Linked DNA regions of Homo sapiens: region 1 is linked to region 2. A link is an interaction called in ENCODE POLR2A ChIA-PET data of the cell type or tissue named here. Cell type or tissue: OCI-LY7. All regions are shown on one strand. Links, peaks and the distances in the headings refer to the core of each region. The heading gives the core; the rest is flanking DNA. Region 1 overlaps RNF150 (ring finger protein 150). Region 2 has its middle 45 kb from the start of TBC1D9.

The links. Peaks named below come from ENCODE experiments on the same cell type or tissue, not always from the same donor. Only the 100,000 strongest peaks of a DNase experiment are listed, where the experiment ranks them.
Region 1: POLR2A ChIA-PET joins it to region 2 with 6 read pairs; 2 of 35 experiments call an interaction of 5 or more read pairs at or near these places.

Annotation. Positions count from the first base shown.
Region 1 is chr4:140,876,180-140,881,179 of GRCh38, forward strand. The region is part of intron 6 of RNF150 (ring finger protein 150); the gene reads right to left. Among named protein-coding and RNA genes, the nearest start is that of TBC1D9, 120 kb to the left of the region's middle. In OCI-LY7, for the core only: no CTCF peak of the experiment used is centred there; no DNase peak of the experiment used is centred there.
Region 2 is chr4:140,793,516-140,809,867 of GRCh38, forward strand. No RefSeq gene overlaps it. Among named protein-coding and RNA genes, the nearest start is that of TBC1D9, 45 kb to the left of the region's middle. In OCI-LY7, for the core only: no CTCF peak of the experiment used is centred there; a DNase peak (open chromatin) is centred at 7,396.

The DNA.
Region 1 (5,000 bases), core at 1-5,000, 78 kb after region 2:
ATCTTCTTGAAAATAGGGCATAATTTCCAATCAACCCTGTATTGTACAAGAGCACTATAGGGAAGGCACTTTCAACCACATTGGTTGAATTATAATGTTGCTGTCTTTTCATCTCAGAATGTGAAACTCCCTTCAGGCTGGGGCAGTGTCTATATAGCCTGTCATTATGTTAGTGGGAAAGTTAATTAGACTTTAAATGCAGCGTGTTTGCAATAAGGAAATGTGTTCCTTTGAATTCTTTGCCTTAGCAAGAATTTCTAAGGAGATAAACTACTTCCCACTTGGTTTATGTTTTCCCATTTATGAGTGGCCTCTGATGTGAGAATGGCAAGGTCTCTGGACCGCTTTCCTCAGAGGGTATGCAATAGGGTGGATACTAATAGCTAGGATAGACTGGCTCCTTCCTACATGCCAGGCATTTTGCTATGCCATTAAATATATCACACGTCACCCTCACAATAATACCGCTATGATGGCTTCACATGTTATAGGTGAGGGTGAGCACATAGAAGATGGAAGAAGTGGGATCTCAACCCAAGTCAGTGAAATTGACAGTTGTACTATTCTGGAATGGCAGAGCTACTAGAGTTCTATTTGGCTGCTATGTTGCTCTTACAGACAAGACTCAGCCACATTTGGAAACCCAGCAGGCTTATGATACAAATTCATCCATTTGGCCAAGTGACTTCTAGAATTGTTCAGATATAACTGACAGTTTTGCCTTTTCAATTCCTGTTCCATAATTGCAAATATATACATCTTGCGGTCAAATTAGGAAAATTCTTTCTCACCTTTCAGATGGGGAAGTTTAAAACATTGTTTTCATTTGGATTTGGTGAAGGAGAATTCCCTGTATATTAAATTAGAAGCCTGTATATTAAATTAGATCACATAGTTAGGATTTCACTTTGCTTTTATCTCTTTGCTGTTGGTTTTCTTTCCCTGTGACACTTCATCTAGCAGGGGAAAGATTTTCTCCAACTGCTCAAATTCCTTACTGATTTCCTTGGCAGTTCATTCATTGAGTCATTCCTTGCTAAGTGCCAAAAGAAGAGGCAAAGTGATTTTTACATTAGTTTTACATTTGTTTTTGCAGGGAAGGAGACAAAATCTAGTGCACATTGTGTTGTCAACAGTTTTTTTTTACAATGCCCAATTAGTACCACCTATTGAGAACCTTAAACATTAAGCATAATATCTGGTAGATGAAAGACTTTTGATGAATGTAAATATGATTGGTATGAAAAAGGAGTGTAAAAGAGAAAGTTGCCAAATGGATTTAGAGAGATAGGCAGAGTTCATACATATTTATCCATTTCTGCAACCGTATAAAATTATCTATAGACCCCATTTATTCATTCAACAATTCACTTAATCTTTATTCAACAGATGTTTATTGAACATGTATTAGGTACACAGCACTGCTGATGAGCAGTGTGGAGAAAAGAAAGATGACCTAAATACAGGCTCTGACTTTAAGCTGAATTTGATCTACTAAAAGAGATCAGATTTGTATCCATAGAAATGTAATACAAGGTGACATATGCTAAAAGAGAGGTGTAAATAAAATGTTAAGGAAACAAAGGTGTGGGGAAAATATCACCTCTAAGTGGGTAACCAAGAGGATTCATGAAGTAGGTTACATGTAGGCTGGCAGTGAGGATCTAATTAGTATTGGGAAGTATGGAGGTAAGGGGAAATGGAATTCCTTCCAGAAGGGCCAGCATGACTATAGCAATCATCAAAGCAAATTTCAAGGCATGTGGATGGTTTGACTTGCCTGTGGCTTAGTGTATGAAGGATGTGGAATGGTTCAGACAGGTCACTGTGGCTCCTGAAGTGTTGGCTGTGGTTTCAATGAGATCAGAGGGAGAAAGATTCTCTATATCCCCATCAACACTTACTATTTTGTGTTTATTTTTAAATTTTATTTATTTATTTTTAATATTAGTCATCCTAACAGGTTAAGGTGATATCTCATTGTGTTTTTTTTTTTTTTTTTTTTTCAACAGAATCTTGTTTTATCACCCAGGCTGGAGTGCAGTGGCACAATCTTGGCTTACCTCACTCAACCTTTGCCTCCCAGGCTCAAGCAATTCTTGTGCCTCAGCCTCCTGAGTAGCTGGGATTACAGGTATGCACCACCATGCCCAGCTAATTTTTGTACTTGTAGTAGAGATGGGGTTTTACCATATCAGCCAGGCTGATCTCAACCTCCTGGTCTCAAGTTGATTCACCTGCCCTTGGCCTCCCAAAGTGCTGGGATTACAGGCGTAAACCACTGTGCCTGGCCTCATTGTGGTTTTGATTCACATTTCCCTGATGATCGGTGATGTTAAGTATCTTTTTTATGCTTGTTGGCCATTTGTACTTCTTCTTAGGAAAATTATCTATTCAAGTCCTTTGCCTATTTTTCAATAGGGTTATTTATTCTGTAATTTGAGTTGTAGGAGTTCTTTGTGTATCCTGGATATTAACACCTTATCAAATATATGGTTTGCAAATATTTTCTCTCATTCTGTAGCTTGTCTTTTCACTCTGTTGACTGTTTACTGTGCAGAAGATTTTAGTGTAATGTAGTCCAATTTGTCTATTTTTGTTTTTGTTGCCTGTGCATTTGGTGTCATTTCCAAGAAATCCTTACCAAATACAATGCCATGAAGCTTTCCCCCTCCTGTTTTCCTCTAGGAGTTTTACAGTTTCAGGTCTTAGATTTAGGTATTTAATTCAGTTTGAGTGATTTTTTTGTATGCTTACGCTCTAAGATAAGGGTCCAATTACTTTCTTTTGCAATGTGGACCTCCACTTTTCTCCACACCATTTTTTGACACTATCCTTCCACCACTATGTAGTCTTGGCTCACTGTTGAGGATTATTTGACCATATACATGAGGATCTCTATTCTGTTTTATTGGTCTACATGTCTGTCTTTATGCCAGTACCATATTGTTTTGATTACCATCACTCTGTAATATGTTTTGAAATTAGGAAGTGTGAGGCCTTCAATTTTGTTCTTCTTTCTCATGATTGTTTTGGCTATTTGGAGTAAATATGAGTTTTAGGACTGTTTTTCTGTTTCCACACAAAAAAAATGCCATTGGGATTTTGATAAAGATTCCATTGAATTTACAGATTGCTTTGGGTAGTATGGACATTTTAACAACATTGTCTTCCAATCCGTGAACATGTGATATCTTTCCATTTATTTATGTCTTAACTTTTTTAAGCAATGTTTTAAGTTTTCAGTGTACAAGTCTTTCACCTTGTTCATTAAGTTTATTCCTAAGTATTTTACTTTTTTGATGCTATCATAAATGGAACTGTTTTCTTAATTTCCTTTCATATTGTTACTGTTCAGAAATTCAACTAATCTTTTATGTTAATTTTGTACCCTGCACTTTGGGAGGCTGAGGCAGAAGGATCACTTGAGTCCAGGAGTTCAAGACCAGCCTGGGCAACATAGCAAGATCATGTCTCTACAGATGAAAAAAAACTAGCCTGGCATGGTGGCACATGTCTGTGGACCCAGCTATTTGGGAGGCTAAGCTGGCAGGATTACTTGAGCCCAGGTTGAGGCTCCAGTGAGCTGTGATTGTGCCATTGTACTCCATCCTGTGTGGCAGAGCAAAATCCTGTCTCAAAAAGAAAAAAAAAATTTGCACCTAGAAACTTTGACTTTGCTGAATAGTTTATTAGTTTTAAGAGCATTTGAAATGTGGAATCTTTAAAGTTTTCTACATATAAGATCATGTCATTTTGTGAACAGAGATAATTTTATTTCCTCCTTTCCAAATTGGATGCTTTTTATATATTTTTTTCTTTCCTAATTGCTCTGACTAGGACTTCCAGTACTGTGTTTAATAGAAGTGGTAAGAGTGAGCATTCTTGTCTTGTTCCTGATCTTGGAAGAAAGCTTTCAGTTTTTCACCATCTAGAATGATGTTAGCTATAGACTTTTCATACTTGACCTTTCTTATGTTGAGGGAATTCTTTTATTCCTAGTTTGTTGAATATTTTTATTATAAAAGCATGTTGAATTTTTTCAAATGCATTTTCTGCATCAGTTGAGATAATCATGTGATTTTCATTCTTTGTTCTGTTAATGTGGTGTATTACACTGACTGATTTTTTTTTGTATACTGAATCATCCTTGCATTCCAGGGATAAATCCCACTTGGTCATGGTATATAATCTTTTAATGTACTGTTTAAATTGATTTCCTCATATTTTGTCAAAGATTTTTGCATCAATATTTATTGGTTATATTGGTCTGTAATTTTCTTTTCTTGTAGTATCTTTGTCTGGATTTGGTATTATGGTAATACAGGCCTCATAAAATAGTTTAGAAGTGTCCCCTCCTCTCCAGTCTTTTTTTTTTTTGGAAGAGTTTGAGAAGAACTGTCATAAATTCTTTTTTAAATGTTTGGGATAATTCTCCAGTAAAGCCATCTGGTCCTGGGTTTTTTTTTGTTTGTTTGTTTGTTTGTTTGTTTTAAACAAAAGGTCTTTTTATTACTGGTTCAATCACCTTACTAGTGATAGGTTGGTTGAAATTTCCTATTTCTTCATGATTCAGTCATAACAGATTGCATTTGTCTAGGAATTTCTACATTTATACATTTCTTCTAGGTTATTCACAGTAGTCTCATAATATTTTTTATTTCTTTGGCATTAGTTGTAATGTCTCCTCTTTAATGTCTAACTATTTATTCAAGTCTTCTCTTTATTTTAATTAGTCTAGCTAAGGATCTGTCAATTTGGTTGATCCTTTCAAAACACAAATTCTAAGTTTGGTTGCTTTATTCCATTGTCTTTCTATTCTCTATTTCATTTATATCTGCTCTAATCTTTATTATTCCCTTGAAATTCTGCTAATTTTGAATTTGGTTTGTTTTCTTTTCTCTAGTTCCTTGAGGTATAAAGTTTGGTTCTTTGAGATCTTTCTTTTTTAATGTAGTCATTTATTGATATAAACTTTCCTTTGTACTTTTTTTTTTTTT
Region 2 (16,352 bases), core at 4,785-9,784:
GAAAGAAAGAACTTGAGGTGTATCTGCAATATTTCCTTTTCTCTTACCCTTTGATTCTGCTTGAGATCCTTTGTTCCTTGGCGGTCAGCCCTTTGCAATACTGAACAGAGAAGCCAAACCAAAGGTACCCCGGTGGGGGTAGGTAGCTCCACATAGGAAAAGGATCAAGAAGAAAAATTCAGCAAGGAAGCGGGGGCAGGGGAGAACTAAACAAACAAGTCAAATGTGAAGAGGGTTGCTGTGTATTGTGTTACGATTTCCTATCCCTTCTCCCAATGGCCATATCCTAATCACCCTCATTCAGCAAATCCCATTATAGTCCTTTCTATTTCAGAAAATATTTTTAATCAATCATTTTAAACAGTTAAAAACTAACAAATATGCCTACTGTGCATCAGGGGTTTTTTAGGTTATTTAAAAATACTTGAACCCTCATAATAACACTCTGAAGTAGGAACATTATTCTTACTTGATTATTGAGGAGACTGATGCAGAGAAGATAAACAGCTCAAAGTCACATGGGTAGAAAGTGACAAATCTGGGCTTCAAATTCATAGTCTGGCTTCTGTGTCTATGCTTTTAGCCACTGCGCTGTGTTGCTTCTCTTACATTTTTACATTAGATCTTTATTAAACATATAAAAATGAATATAATATCCTGGTAAAAAAATTAAGTCATTATAAATAAAATCATTTCTGGACTGTTCCCCATCCTCAATTCTGGCTCTTTTTCTGTTTAGAGAGAATCATATCTTTGCACAGCTTTTATCTCCTATATACTTTCATGCATGTGTATACACACATGTCTATGCATACACATATACACACACGTATATAAGTACAAATATATATATCCACATACATATATGTGCACACATATATGTATATGCATTACATATAATTGTAGAAAATACATATTGTTTGTGTGTTTAGTTTTTTACTTTGTATTACTCAACAATGTGTCTTGGAGATCTTCCTTGTCTACGTATAATACAGCTGCATTTTTAAAAATTGTTGCGTTATTTCATGGTGCAGATACATTATGTCTTATATAAGCAAACCCCTAATGAGAATGGAACATTTAGGTCTTTTCCCCCTATTTCATACTCTTTCAAACAGTGCAGCAGCAATGACCGTCTTTGTACATATTTCCTGTGTGTGCAGATGAGTATTCCAGCCTATGTTGTTTTTGGGTACATCATCTGCTATGACAGGCTCAGGAGGACCTGATATAATCAGGTAACTCTATAGCAACAGGATGCTTTATTTTTCATATTTTCTTAGAATGATAAAACTTAATTCCTTTGGGCCCTGATATTGATTTAGAGGTCTTAAAGTTTTCTCTTAAATTGTCTCACTTGTTTTTAGGCTAAAGTTTCCTGTTATTTCTTTCTAAACTGAATATGAGGCTCTTTAACAGAACAGACAGAGCAAAATTGGAACTGCATATTTCTGCCTTTTCGTGACATGAACTTTGTGTTGCCAGTGACAATTTTGATTTATAAGATAATGTACACAGGCAAAAAGTAGAAAATATATTTTAAATGTCCAATTTTTTTCAAGAAATAATAAAAAGTACAATGCAAGGAGGAAATTATTATCAACGTATTTCTAGGGAAGTAAAAGGTTAATGTATTGCAAAGCTTATCAAAGACTGTTAGTTGTTCCTCAGTGTCATGGGTCTAATCATGCACCCTGAAAATTCCTATGTTGAAGTCCTAACCCCCAATACCTAACAATGTGGCTTTATTTGGTGATAGGATGTTTACAGAGGTAATCAAGTTAAAGTGAAGAGGCCATTAGGGTAGAACCTAATCCAGTATAACTGGTGTCCTTGTAAGAAGGGGAAATTTTGGTCAGAGATACACACAGAGGGAAGACAACATGAAGAGACAAAGGGAGAAGATGGCAGTCCACAAACCAAGGGGAGAGGCCTGGAACAGATTTTTTTTCTCTCAGAGCTTTCAAGGAATCAAGCCTGCAGACACCTTGATCTTGGATTTCTAGTCTCCAGAGATAGTAAGTTTCTTTTTTCTTTTTTCTTTTTTTTGAGATGGAGTCTCACTCTGCCCCCCAGGCTGGAGTGCAGTGGCGTAATCTTGGCTCATTGAAACCTCTGCCTCCTGGGTTCAAGCGATTCTCCTGCCTCAGTATCCCGAGTAGCTGGGACTACAGGCGCGCCACCATGCCCGGCTAATTTTTATGGTTTTTTTTTTTTTTTTTTTTTTAGTAGAGACATGGTTTCACAAATATTGGACAGGCTGGTCTCAAACTCCTTGCCTCATGATCCACCTGCCTCGGCTTCCCAAAGTGCTGGGATTACAGGTGTGAGTCACTGCACCTGCCCTGAGATAGTAAGTCTTTTGTTTACGGCCACCCAGTTTATGGCATTTTGTATGGCAGCTCTAGCAAACAAATACATATACTCAGTATACATACATCTTATCATAATCAGCTCCAGCAGTGGCCTCCAATGTGCCATGCGCCCTAGGACCTACACCTGATCAGTCTCCTCCCCTTGCATCTGTGCTAGGCCTGAGGCTTGTTTTAACTCATAAAATGTGGTTGAAGTGAGGCTGTGCCAGGCCCTAAGCATTAGGAAGGTCTGGCACTTAAAGTTTTGCACTTTGGGGAAGCCTAGGCTGCCATTTAAGAAGTCAGGCCACCCTTTAAGAGAGATCATGCAGAAAGGTCTTATGGAAAGGGAGAGACCTGAGTCTTTATGGAGAGACCTTTCTATATGGAAAGGCCCAACACTCCACGCATGCCAGCTGAGGTCAGTCTTCCAGCCGTCCCTACCAAGGCACTGCAGATGCGAGTGAGCATGTTGGACATGATAGCTGCAACCATCATCTGACTTTAATTGCCTGGGAAACTCTAAGCAAGGTCAGTAGAGGGACTGCCCATTCAATTCACATAATTATGACCGATAATAAAAAGTTGATATATTTTAAGCCACTAGGTGTTGGAAAAGTTTGTTACATAGAAATACATAATTGAAATATTCCCTTCTTCTACAGCAATAAGACTTCCAAGAGACCAGCAGTGGTATGTCTTACTTCCCAGACATGTTCTTAAATCTCTTTCCTGCTTCTTCCTCCAACCTGCTTTATGGAATGTGGTCACAGGATCCACCCTAGACAATATGCATGTACTATCCTAGAGACAGCTGAGTAACCAGGTTAAAGGAGCCTGGGTCCCTGCTATGCCAGTCCCAGACTATTACATGGAAGAGAAATGAACTCCTTGTTTACTGTTATTTTGGGCTTCAGTTACAGCAACTTTGTCCATATTCTAATTAACATATAAGGGATGAAATGTTTTACAATCTTTTTCTTAGTAGGTTTCTCAGCATGTTTTACAATCTTTTTATCAGGAGGCCATTTTTCTACACTGAAGTAAATTAGGACATTGTTTCAAATGAAAGAAAAGGAATTAAAGGATGAGAACATGAGATCATATATGGAGACATATGACAAGATTTCTTCAGGTTGAAGGCCAGGCACGATGACTCACGCTTGTAATCCCAGCACTTTGGGAAGCTGAGGCGGGCAGATCACCTGAGGTCAGGAGTTTGAGACTAGCCTGGCCAACTTGGCGAAACCCTGTCTCTACTAAAAATATAAAAATTAGCCGGGCGTGGTGGCGCATGCCTGTAATCCCAGCTACTTGGCAGGCTGAGGCAGGAGAATCACTTGAACCCGGGAGGCAGAGGTTGCAGTGAGCTGAGATTGCGCCATTGCACTCCAGCCTGGGCAACAGAGCAAGACTCTGTCAAAAAAAAAAAAAAAAAGTCTCTTCCTTCTGTTTCATTGAAGCTAAAGTTCAGTTCCTGCTGGACTCCTTCCCTATAGCGATAGTTATTACTGAATAAAATCTATCCTTCTGGCTTTAGCTAGTGTCCAGCTTAGTTCGTCTTTGACAGTCAGATTGTTGCTTGCATTCAGCTTTTCCTGTTCTCCGTAGCCCTTGACTTGGTCTCATTCCTTATCACATTTTCGTACTGAAAATTGGAAGAGCAATGGTCAGACTCTCCTGAGAAAGGATGAACCTGGTTCACTCTGAAGCACAATAGAGGGTGTGTGTTAGCATCTGGCTAGGTTGTAGTCATTAGCATATTATCTGATTTTTTTTTTCTGAATGGTTGACTCAATGTTGGGTAAGACTTAATAAAAATTCATTTTATCTGCTCTCCTTTTTCTCTCTTTCCCTCAATCTTTACAGTTTTCCCCCCTTAACCTTGCATCAGGGTGTTCCCAGGATATTGTGTCGGGGGTCTTAACTTACATTTGATGTATGAAATGAAATGCATTTTCCCAACATAGCTATGCTTAAGTAGAGCAAACTTCTGTGTTTTAACCCTCCCCTTTTTATGCCAGTTGAGTAGGGAGGAAGGAACATCCAGAGTAGAAGCCTCTGGGACATTGCTCCCTTGAGATTCAGGGTGAAGACTAATATCATTAGTCAAGGCCAGATGTGACTGGGTTTCTTGCCAAGAGATTGGTGAGAGCTTATCTGGGGATGGAATGACTTGACTGGACGTCTTGCCAACCCTGGAGTAACCCTTGTTGGCGGGGGGGAGATCCAGTGTTAGAACCAACGAGCTGGAGGTTGTGGGTGAGCACGGAGTCACACCATCTGCAATTCAAGTCAGTGACTGTGGATCTCCCAGACTCCCCTGCCCATCCGAAAGTGCCCATGAGCTGTGGTTATCAAGGACAAACTACCAGATGGGTGACTGTGCCAGCAGGACCAGCAAAATGGAAGCTGAGGAGCTGAGGAGCCTAACACCAACCACAAAACCCAAACTTCCCAGAGAGATGAAATTATTCACCCAGAAACCACACAGGAGATGCTGCAGGACACTTTGAAATGTACTTAGTGAATACCCGGGAAATTTCACCTATGCTGCAGGCACTGTGTTAAATGCTTTGTGTACGTGATCTCATCTGATTCTCTCAATATCCTAAGTGGGTAAGTTCCATTACTACCCCATTATAAAGAAAATGGAGCTGAGAAAAGGTACGTAATTTATCTAAGGGTGTACTCTTTTTTTTTTTTTTTTTTTTTTTTGAGTCAGGGTCTCGCTCTGTCACCCAGGCTGGAGTGCAGTGGCACGATCTCGGCTCACTACAACCTCCACCTTCTGGGTTGAAGTGTTTCTCCTGTCTCAGCCTCCCGAATAGCTGGGACTACAGGTGTGTGTCATCACACCTGGCTAATTTTTGTATCTTTAGTAGAGCTGGGGTTTCATTATGTTGGCCAGGTTGGTCTCATCTCAAATGCCTAGCCTCAAGCATCTGCCCACCTCGGCCTCCCAAAGTGCTGGGATTACAGGCATGAACCACTGCACCCAGCCAGGGTGTACTCTTAGCAAGTGGCAGAGCAAGGACTGGAATGCATGATGTAATCCCTTGCTACTTCTCTGGTTTTATATCCTTACCAGGCCATCTCTTGGTGACCCCATTGAACTTCTGGCTCTTCCTCTCAAAGCCAAGCATGCTCTCCACTAGTCCTGAGTGTGCTCTTTCCTCTGCTGGGCTCCCCTTCCCTCTGATAACTGAGTGGGTTTCTCCTTCCCTTCAACCAGGTCTCTGTTCAAATATCCCTTTTCAGTGAGGTCTTTAGCTCTCCTATCTAGAATGGCATCCTTAACCCTTATTGATCTTTATCTCCAACAGCCTGCCTCATTTTTCCTTTTAGTTTAGCAGCTGTTTATTTCAGCCTGGACCTCTTTTTTTTTTTTTTTTTTTTTTTTTCTTTTAGAGATAAGGTCTCACTCTGTTGCCCAGGCTGTGGCTCAATCGTGGCTCACTGCAGCCTTGGATTCCTGGGCTCAAGTGATTCTCCTGCCTCAGCCTCCCAAGTAGCTGGAACTACATCTGCATGCCACTACACCCAGCTTATTATTTTATTTTTTGTAGAGATGGGGGTCTCACTATGCTGCCCAGTCTTGTCTTAAACTCCTGGCCTCAAGCAGTCTTTCTGCCTCAGCCTCCGAAAGTGCTGGGATTATAAGCATGAGCCCTCACGCCTAGTCCATGGACCTCTCTTCTGAACTCCAAGCTGTGATAACCAATTTCCAACTTGACATACCACTTGGCTGTCTATAAACTTCCTCGAGTTTACCATAAACTTACAAAAATGAGCCCTGATCTTCCTCCCGCCTTCCTTCAATCTGTTATTCTTGCAGTCTTCTTTATTTCAATGAATGGCACCTCTAGTCTTCCAATCCCTCAGAGCGAAAGTTTAGGGTCACCTTTCACTTCTCTCCTTTTCTCATTCCTCCTGCCCAATCTGTCAGGAAATCCTGTTCTCTACCCTCAACTTAGATCCCGGCTGCAAACACTTCACACTGCCTCCATGGGGTTCCCCCGGCCTCATCACCATCACTGCTTCTCGCCGAGATTATTGTGATAATCTCCTCACTGATCTCCCTGCTTCTGCTCTAGGTTTCTTCAGCTTATTCTCTGCATAGCAGCCAAAGTGATCTTTTAGAAATATGAGTCAGATCATGTCACTTTTCTGCTCAACACCCACCAATAGGTTCCTGTCTCATTTAGAGTAAGAGCCACAGCCCTCACAATGGACTACCAGATCCTAAACTCTCTGGCTTTAGTTGCCTTTCTGACCCTATCTCCTAGATAACTGTAGTATGTATTGGGAGAATGAATTAATCAATAGTATTTATTATATATCTACTTGTTTACATGATTGTTATCTATCTCTTCTAGAATATAAACACCATGAGTACAGAGAATAGCAAATAGTAATACCAAATCAATATTTACACAATGAATGAATACACAGGTAAACCCAGACCATCTGATTTCAAAGCCCATGAGCTTAATCCACTATACACCACACCACAAAACAGATGGGCTTTAGGTCATTCCAATTTTATTATGCACTCCAAATCTTCTGACCTTTCCCAATCATATATATATATTTTTTTTTTTTTTTTTTTTTTTTACTTCTCTGTAGCAATTTGACACTAGCAATCTGCCTAGTTTTCTCTCTTAAAGGAGGTTTCTTGGCTTTATGTTTTTCTTCCATGCTAATGGTTACCAAATTCATTATTTCAAGTTCCAGACCTGGATTTTTAAATAGCTGCTGTGATGCGGCCTGGCTTTCCAGAACCAGTAAGAAAACTCATGCCAAATGCTAGCACAGAGGATGACGCCAATGAGGATTAGTTCCCTTTCCTTTTGTCAGGACAAAGAAAACACACAAGTTGGTTCAACTTTAAGTTGGGACTGCAAATGGGGGAGACAGGAACGCAGGAGAGGGGGACAGCTCTTTGGGCAGCTGAACATTTCCCACAGTGTCTGCTGTGTGGGCTGCCCCCTCATTCACATTGGAATGGGGAAGTGAAAAACATCTCCTGTGCCCGCTCCCCGCCCAGACACATCTACATCCTTCCCCTTCACTGTAAAAACAGGTGCTCTTCCCCTCTGGAAAGGATTTTTGTCTAAGGGAGCCACGAATGCATTTTGGGTCATGTCCTTCTTGAGCATTTTAGCAGAAGGAGATTTCCAGCCACATCCCTTGGTAGATCTGTGATGTTGGGCAAGTCACATCACTTTCTTCATTTTGGGAAAAATGGATTCCTCATGTGTAGAATGGGTACATTATTTACTCTGTTTAGTATTGTAAGGCAATAGTACTTTCAGACATTAGATGTATACCATCATCATTTACATTATAATAAAAGTATTATATAAGGGAAGTACAATCTGTTTAGTCCTCCTGCAGTGTGTAAGCTAGTCTTATCTCAAAATTTAATCCTGAAGCACACAAAGACATACCTTTTGGCTTGTTTTTATTTTCTCAGCTTTTTTTTTTTTTTTTTTTTTTTTTTTTGAGACAGGGCGTTGCTCTGTCACCCAGGCTGGAGTGCAGTGGCTCACTGCACTCTTGATCTCCTGGGTTCAAAGGATCCTCCCACCTCAGCCTCCTGAGTAGCTGGGACTATAGACACGTGCCACCACACCTGGCTAATTTTTGTATTTTTTGGTAGAGATGAGGTCTCGCTGTGTTGCTCGGGCTGGTCTCAAACTCCTGGCATCAGGTGATCTTCCTGCCTCACCTCCCAAAATGCTGGGACTACAGGCGTGAGTCATGGCATCTGGCCTTTTCAGCTTTATTGAAGTATAATTGACAAAAATTGTACCTATTCAAGGTATGCAAAGTGATTTTTTTTTTGCTTTTACTCTTGGCAAACTATGATACAACATGACATTTTAATATGCATACACATTGTGAAATGATCATCATAATCAAGCTAATCAACATATTCATCACCTCACCTACTTACCTTTGTGTGTGTGTTTGTGTGGTGAGAATACTTAAGGTCAACTGTTTTAGCAAATTTCAAGTATATGATACATTATTAATTATAGTCACTACGCAGCACATTAGGTCTCCAGCTTACTCATTTTATAACTGCAGGTTTGAAGCGTCTGCTTTTGGAGTAAGAAGCTGCATTACTTTATTACACCACAACTCCTCCAAACTGCATTTACTACAGTTTGAAGCTTTCCCCCAAGAGATTCCTAGGACCCTTATCAAAGAGAAAGTAGTAGCAGTTTTTTCAATTGAGACCTGTTCTGACCTTTCTTTCCACAGCTTAATCTTTCTTCCACTAATTTTTTAAAGTTTTGATTGTTACTGAGATGTAATAAAATGTAATAATATAAAATAACCTTTCAGATAAGATTTAAAGAAATAAAGGACCTATATTAGTTTCCTGTGGCTGCTGTAAAATTTGTTACTCTGAAACATCACTCATTTATTCTCTTACAGTTCTAGAAGCCCTAAGACCAAAATCCATTTAGGCTACATAAAGTTAAAGGGTCACAGGTCTGTGTCCCTCTGGAAATTCTATGTGGTTCCAGTTCCGGTGGCATTTCTTGGCTCATGGTCCCATGGTCCCTTCCTTCCTCTTTTATTTTTTGTTTGATTTTTTGAGATGGGATCTTGCTCTGTTGCCCAGGCTGGAGTGCAGTGGTGGGATCATAGCTCTCTGCAGCCTTGAGTTTTTGGGCTCAAGGGATCCTCCTGCCTCAGCCTCTCTAGTAGCTGGAGCTGGGACTACAAGTGCGTGCCACCACATCCAGCTCCTCCCTATTCAAAGCCAGCAGTATAGCATCATCAAACCCCTCTCTGTTTCTATTATTATCACATCTCTCTCTTTCTCTTCTATGTCAAATCTCCTTTTGCCTCCCTCTTAGAAGGAAACCTTTGATTGCATTTTGGGCCCATCTGGATAATCCAGGATGATCTCCTTGTCACAAGCGCTATAATTTAATCGCATCTCGAAAGACCCCTTTTCCGTATAAGGTAATATGCACAGGCTGCAGGGATTAGGGTGTAGATCTCTTTGAGGGTCATTATTCAGCCTACCACAGAAGGGAGTTCCATCTTTTTTTTTAAAAAAAGGTCAAAAGCTATTGTGCTAAATAATAACAGAAACACTTACATAGTACATTCTATATGCCAGACATTGTTTTAAGTGTATTTGTGTGTGTGTGTGCTCGTGTGAATCATTTGTTTCTTATTTTAAGGATTTGTGTTTTTCTTTTTCTTTTTTTCTTTTTCTTTTTTTTTTTGAGACAGGGTCTTGCTCTGTCACCAAGGCTGGAGTGCAGTGGCGTGACCTTGACTCACTGCAACTTCCCCCTCCCAGGTTCAAGCGATTCTCGTGTCTTAGCCTCCCTAGTAACTAGGACTACAGGCATGCACCACCACACCTGGCTAATTTTTGTATTTTTAGTAGAGATGGGGTTTCACTATGTTGGCCAGGCTGATCTCAAACTCCTGACCTCAGGGGATCTGCCTTCCTTGGCCTCCCAAAGTGCTGGGATTACAGGCGTGTGCCACAGTGCCCAGCCAGGATTTGTTTTCTGAGACAGAGTCTTGCTGTGTTGTCTAGGCTGGAGTGCAGTGGCATGATCTTGGCTCACTGCAGCCTCAACTTCCTGGACTCAAGTGATCCTCCCACCTCAGCACCTCCAAATAGCGGAGACTACAGGTGTGTGCACCATGCCCAGCTAGTTTTTTTTTTTTTTTTTAAGAGATGGGGTCTTGCTATATTGCCCAAGCTGGTCTCAAACTCCTGAGCTCAAGGGATCCTTCTGCCTCAGCCTTCCAAAGTGCTGGGATTACAGGCATAAACTACTGTGCCTGGCCAGTCCAAGGCTTTTTGACTTAGGTCTACTTAGAATGTGCAAGAGACTCCTTCGCCCATCTAGAACACCTACTTCAATTTTCTATTTGTAAAATAATTTAGTTATTTTAGTAATAGCAATGAAGAGTTATTATAAAAGCAATTGAGAGGGAAAAAGGAAGGGTTTCCATTTGTGTGTCCAATAGGAATGCAGTCACTTAAGTATGAACTGCAAGGTATACTTTTTTAAAAGTATAATTATTGAAAAATTATAATCCGAGAAAATATTGTTGATGCATCTATTTAATAATTTCTGAGTCAGCCAGATCACCAATAATAAACTAAATAGGTAACAATGAAGCTAAACTAATGGGAATTGATAGCTAAAAGAACAAAGAGAGCCACAATAAAAAATATAACTATCTCAGGGCAACATTAATGACAAGAAGTGCTTCATGAAAACTTCAGGAATTCCAACCCACATGTGAGCAGGTGCATGGGCAATAGGAACTTTGATACATTAGCAAGCATTGCCTAGCACAGTCATCTGAGTAGAATATTGAATTACAGTCCTTAATAAACTCTAGAATATGCTAATTTTTCAGTACAACATCAATTTTTTTGTTGTTGTTTTTAGAGACGGATTCTTGCTCTGTCACCCAGGCTAGAGCGAAGTGGCATGATCTTGGCTCACTGCAACCTCCATCTCCTGGATTCAAGTAATTCTCCTGCCTCAGCCTCCCAAGTAGCTGGGATTACAGGCACCCGCTACCACACCCAGCTATTTTTTTTATTTTTTAGTAGAGACGGGGTTTCACCATGTTGGCCAGGCTGGTCTCAAATTCCTGACCTCGTGATCCGCCCCCCTCTGCCTCCCAAAGTGCTAGGATTATAGGCATGAGCCACTGTGCCTGACCAACAAACATCAAATTTTATTCTTAGAAACTTCCTGTAACTATGAAGTCTTTTTTTTTTTTTTGGAGACGAAGTCATGCTCTGTTGCCCAGGCTGGAGTGTAGTGGTGTGATCTCTCTCACTGCAGCCTCTGCCTCCTGGGTTCAAGTGATTCTCCTGTTTCAGCCTCCCTAGTAGCTGGGATTACAGGTGCATGCCACCATGCTTGGCTAATTTTTGTATTTTTAGTAGAGACGGGGTTTCACCATGTTGGCCAGGCTGGTCTTGAACTCCTGACCTCAAGTGATCCGCCTGCCTTGGCCTCCCAAAGTGCTGGGATTACAGGCGTGAACCACTGGCACCCACCTGTATTAAGTCTTGATAATAATGATGAAAACTCACATTTTGAGCCCTTAGTATGTGACAAGCACTGTGCTAAACACTTTAATACATTAATTTCTTAATCCTTGTACTAATAGAAATTATGAATCTGAAGTACAGAGAAGTTAAGTAACTTGCTCCAAGTTGCACAGATAAAAAATAGTGGAGCTGGGAGAGGAACCCAGGCAGCCCCTAAAGAATACATATGGAAGGCTATGGGATAGTTTGAGCCCACCTTCAAGAATCATTGTTTTAGATATTTATAGCACTGCTTTTTTCCAGAGTTGATATATAAAACTCTAGGCACTTTTTATAACCTTTACTGAAGCTACGGTGGACTTGGATTATAGTCATTGATTTCCTGCATTAAATTGTCAGCTCCAGGAGGTCAGAGAACCCATCTTGTTCTTTTGTTTTCCAAGGCCCTAGAAAAATGTCTAGCACAGAGTATTGGATCAATAGATGTATATATACTTTATTTAATTGTTTCACATAAAAATGCTTACCAACATATTTTATTTTTCTGCTGATCTCAACATTTATTATTCCAGTAAACATGTATCTAGCACAAGCCATGTGCCCACTTCAGACATGGGGATACAGCAGTGATAAACTTACACATGGTCCTACCCTCAGGGAGTTTGCAGTCTAATGGGGGAAACAGACACTAAAGGAGCCATTAAGATGATGAGATGATAAGAGAACTATGGATGCCATCCCAGCACACTGTAAAGGGGCTGATCCTAAAAAAAGGCCAGGGAAGGACTTGTGAGGAAGTGTTGAAGGTTGAAAGCTGGAAGATGAGTGGTAAATAGGTCAGATGAAAGGGAAAGGGGATATGTTGGAGAGAATATCTTAGATAGAGGAACAGTGCGTTGAAAGGTCAGGGATGGCCAGGTGTGATGGCCTCACACCTGTAATCCTAGCAGTCTGGGAGGCCAAGGTGGGATCGTTTGAGTCCGGGAGTTCAAGCCCAGCCTGGTCAACATGGTGAGATCCCATCCCTATTTTAAAAAAAAATTAAGAAAGGTGCAGGGATGAGAAGCACAAAGCATTTGTGGACCTACAAGAACTTTATTGGGTCCTTGAGCCTAGTGGACATAAGGGATAAAGGCCAGCCATAAGGCAAGAGAATTAGTCATGGGCCAGCTCTGGGAAGGCCTTGGTAGGAGTATGGAATTTCTCACAAGGTACTGGGAAATCGCTGTAGAATTTTAAACATAATTAATGTTTTGCTAAAATTTACGTCCAGAATGATTTCACTTGTGGGCAGTGCAGAGAATGGATTCACTTGTGACAGTGCAGAGTAGGAAGTAAAACAGAAGGTTGGGAAACCGGTTAGAAGGTTATTGCAATGGTCTTAGTGATAGAGGATAGCAATGGCCAGGATGGAGAGAAACTTGAGAAACAAACACCTAGCCAGCCAAGCAGAGCAACCAAGTTTCTAATGAAAGTGTTAGTCAGACCAGAATTTTCTCCAACTGCGTCATTAACCTCATCACTTGCGATCTTTAAGAGGAAAGAGTATATGCTCTGGTTATTGTTCTGATTCTAAATTTTGTCCCAAAGATCAAGAGTGCAGTACCATCTTCACAGTGAAGATGCACTGGACAGCAGTGTTTAAATGGTCAACTATGGTTGGGAGGGAGGGGGTTGAGGGACCAGAGGCTGAATATTGTAGTTTCAACCAGAGAGAGTCATACATCAAAATTGTCTGTAGAGCTTTTTAAAAATAACTATGCCCGGTCCCCATCCCAGATCTGTGGATTTACAGTCTCCAGAAATGGGGCTGGGGAGTGTGCACTTTATAAAGCTCCATAGAATATTTTGATACTCTATGATTTAGAACTTTGTGTGTAGGGCATGAAATACTGAGGGCTTGAGCAGGGCTTTTCAGAGAATACAAATGTGGGAATTAATAAGGAGGTATAATTTTCAGGACTTGGCAACCGACTGGATGTGACCCAGATGGCAAAGAGAGGTTCTACAGATAGCGGTATCTGTGATCGTCCACTAGACCATTTACAACCTGGGCAGAACTTTTGTGAAAACTGGATAAAGTCACCTCCCTAAGCATAGAGCTTGGCAAGCTGAGCCAGGTGCTGCCATCAGGCCATGGGTTCTATATGGCAGTCCTGGTTTCCCACCTGGAAACAGGAGGTCCAGGCAGCATAGGTGAGCTGGTTAGCAAAGACACTGGTAGATTAAGTTTGGGTCAAAGTGTGTTGGGTAAGCAGGAAAATATTCATCTATCCTCAGGTGTTAGAGCAGGTAAGTGGAAATCCTGTTTGTTGAAGACCAAGGATTGAGCTGGGAGATATTGGCGTAGTGGCAGAGCTGAAGATCTGCATTGTTTGATACAGTCAAAGGGAAGACTGCAGATAGAAAACAGAGTTCTCTGTTACTCGAGTGTAACTGGTGACAGTTAAATTAAATGTACTGGGAAGAAACAATCACTTAGAAAGTAACCAATGATACAACAAAATTCCCTCCATAAAACTTAAATGTTATTTTCCGGAAACTTTAGCCTAAAAAGTAGTAGGAAATTCCATGGTGGGGTAACAGGTTTTATGGGAAAAGTAGGACAGAAGAACCAACCTTGGCGGAACTTATGAATATTGTCACATTTTCTAAACTCAAACAGTGGAGGGCATACTAACTAAATAGACTGTTAGTAGCATTAAACCCAGCCTAAGTTAAAGGGTGCTGGACAGCTAATCGCCGTGTACCACCTCCTGGTTGTTAGACTCTACAGGATTTCTTCCCCCATTTAATCGAGATGGTTGCAAGTTCATTTTGCATTATTGCAGATAATGTTTATTTGCATTTTAAGATATGTTTACTTTATTCCTGTTCTACTCATGTGTCCAGTCTTCTCTGATTTGGAGTTGTTTTCTCCTGCTTCCTGGAGTAACTTGGATATTTGGAAAGGAACATCTGCACAACTGAGAAGATTTTTTTTTTTAAACTCGTTTATTTATGCAGAGGGTCATGAAAACTTCAGCCAAAGAAAGCAGAGCATTGCAAACTGTTAGTTCCTCTTAGAGGTTTCAGTTCTCTTCTCCCAGAAGATAACAGCTAATAATATAAACAACATTCTTTCAACATTTCCATCTGCTGAGTGTTGGGCTCAGAGTTTTACATATGTTGTGCTATTTACCCTTACAATAACATTGTAAAGCAGGTGATACTATCATCTCCATTTCAGAGATGGGGAAGTTGGCTCTTAGCCTAACAAATTTGGTCAAGGTCAAAGCAGTATCATTAGTCAGTGGTAGACATAAATTTGAACGCAGATTGGGCTAACCCTGAAGCCCTAAATCTTCTCTTTTAGAATTATGGTAAAAGACACATATGTTAAATCAAGTTTAGCCTAAAGCTGCCTCCTTACGTATTTTAAGTTCAGCCTAAAGGTTTTGCTGTACATTGTAAACTATAACAAGTGGAGGTGTAAACAGACCATAGCCTACAGTTGTGCCAATCACCAAGTTTTGGCCAATGAAATGTAGCCAACCGTTCGAACGGTGTTCGAATAAGGCAAATGCAGACCTGTAACCAATCCAGCTGTTTCCGAACCTCCCTTTCCTTATTCTGTCCATGAATCTTCCACCACGTGGCTGCCTGATTTGTGAATAGTTCATTGCTCAATTAAACTTCTTTAAATTTAATTCAGCTGAAGTTTTTGTCTTATCACATAGATTTACCATCTTAACCTTTTTTTTTTTTTTTTTTTTTTTTTGAGACAGAATCTTGCTCTGTCGCCCATGCTGGAGTGCAGTGGCATGATCTCGGCTCACTGCAAGCTCCGTCCCCCCGGGTTCATGCCATTCTCCTGCCTCAGCCTCCCGAGTAGTTGGAACTGCAGGTGCCCGCCGCCACGTCCGGCTAATTTTTTTTGTATTTTTTTAAGTAGAGACTGCATTTCACCATGTTGGCCAGGATGGTCTCTATCTCCTGACCTTGTGATCCGCCTGCCTCAGCCTCCCAAAGTGCTGGGATTACAGGCGTGAGCCACCATGCCCGGCCCCATCTTAACCTTTTTTAAGCGTACAGGTCAGTGGCATTACATACCTTCACATTGTTTTGCAAATATCACAACCATTCATCTGCAGAAGTTTTTAATCATCCCAGACTAAAACTCTGTACTCATTAAACAACTCTAAATTCCCGCCTCTTCCAGTCCCTGGTAACTACCTTTCTACTTTCTGTCTCCATAAACTTGACTATTCTAGGTGCCTCATATAAGTACAATCATACAATAGTTGTCCTTTGGTGTCTGGTTTATTTCACTTAGGTTCACTTAGTTTTAGCACTTATAAGGATTTCCTTCCTTTTTAAGGTTGAATACTATTCCATTGTATGTCTATTCTACATCATATTTTGTTTTGCCATTCATCTGCGGATTGGGTTGTTTACACTGTTCGGCTATTGTGAATAATGCTGCTATGAAGATGGGTGTACAGGCCGGGTGCGGGCACGGTGGCTCATGCCTGCAATCCCAGCACTATGGGAGGCCGAGGAGGGCGGATCACTTGAAGTCAGGAGTTTGAAACCAGCCTGGCCAAAATGACAAAAACCCTCTGTCTACTAAAAATACAAAACTTAGCTGGGCATGGTGGTACATGCCTGTAATCCCAGCTGCCTGGGAGGCTGAGGCAGGAGAATTGCTTAAGCCCAGGAGGTGGAGGTTGCAGTGAGCCAAGTCTGTACCACTGCACTGGAGCCTGGTCGACAGGGAAAGACTCCTTCTCAAAAAAAAAAAAAGGGTGTACAAATATCTGTTCGGGTGCCTGATTTCAATTTAAGGCCCTAAATATTAAGCACTGCTCCACAAAGCAGCAAGATCCAGCAAGGTCACAGCTCTGAGATGGAGGCTGACCAGCCTGCAGCTTCCTTTATGTAATCCAGTA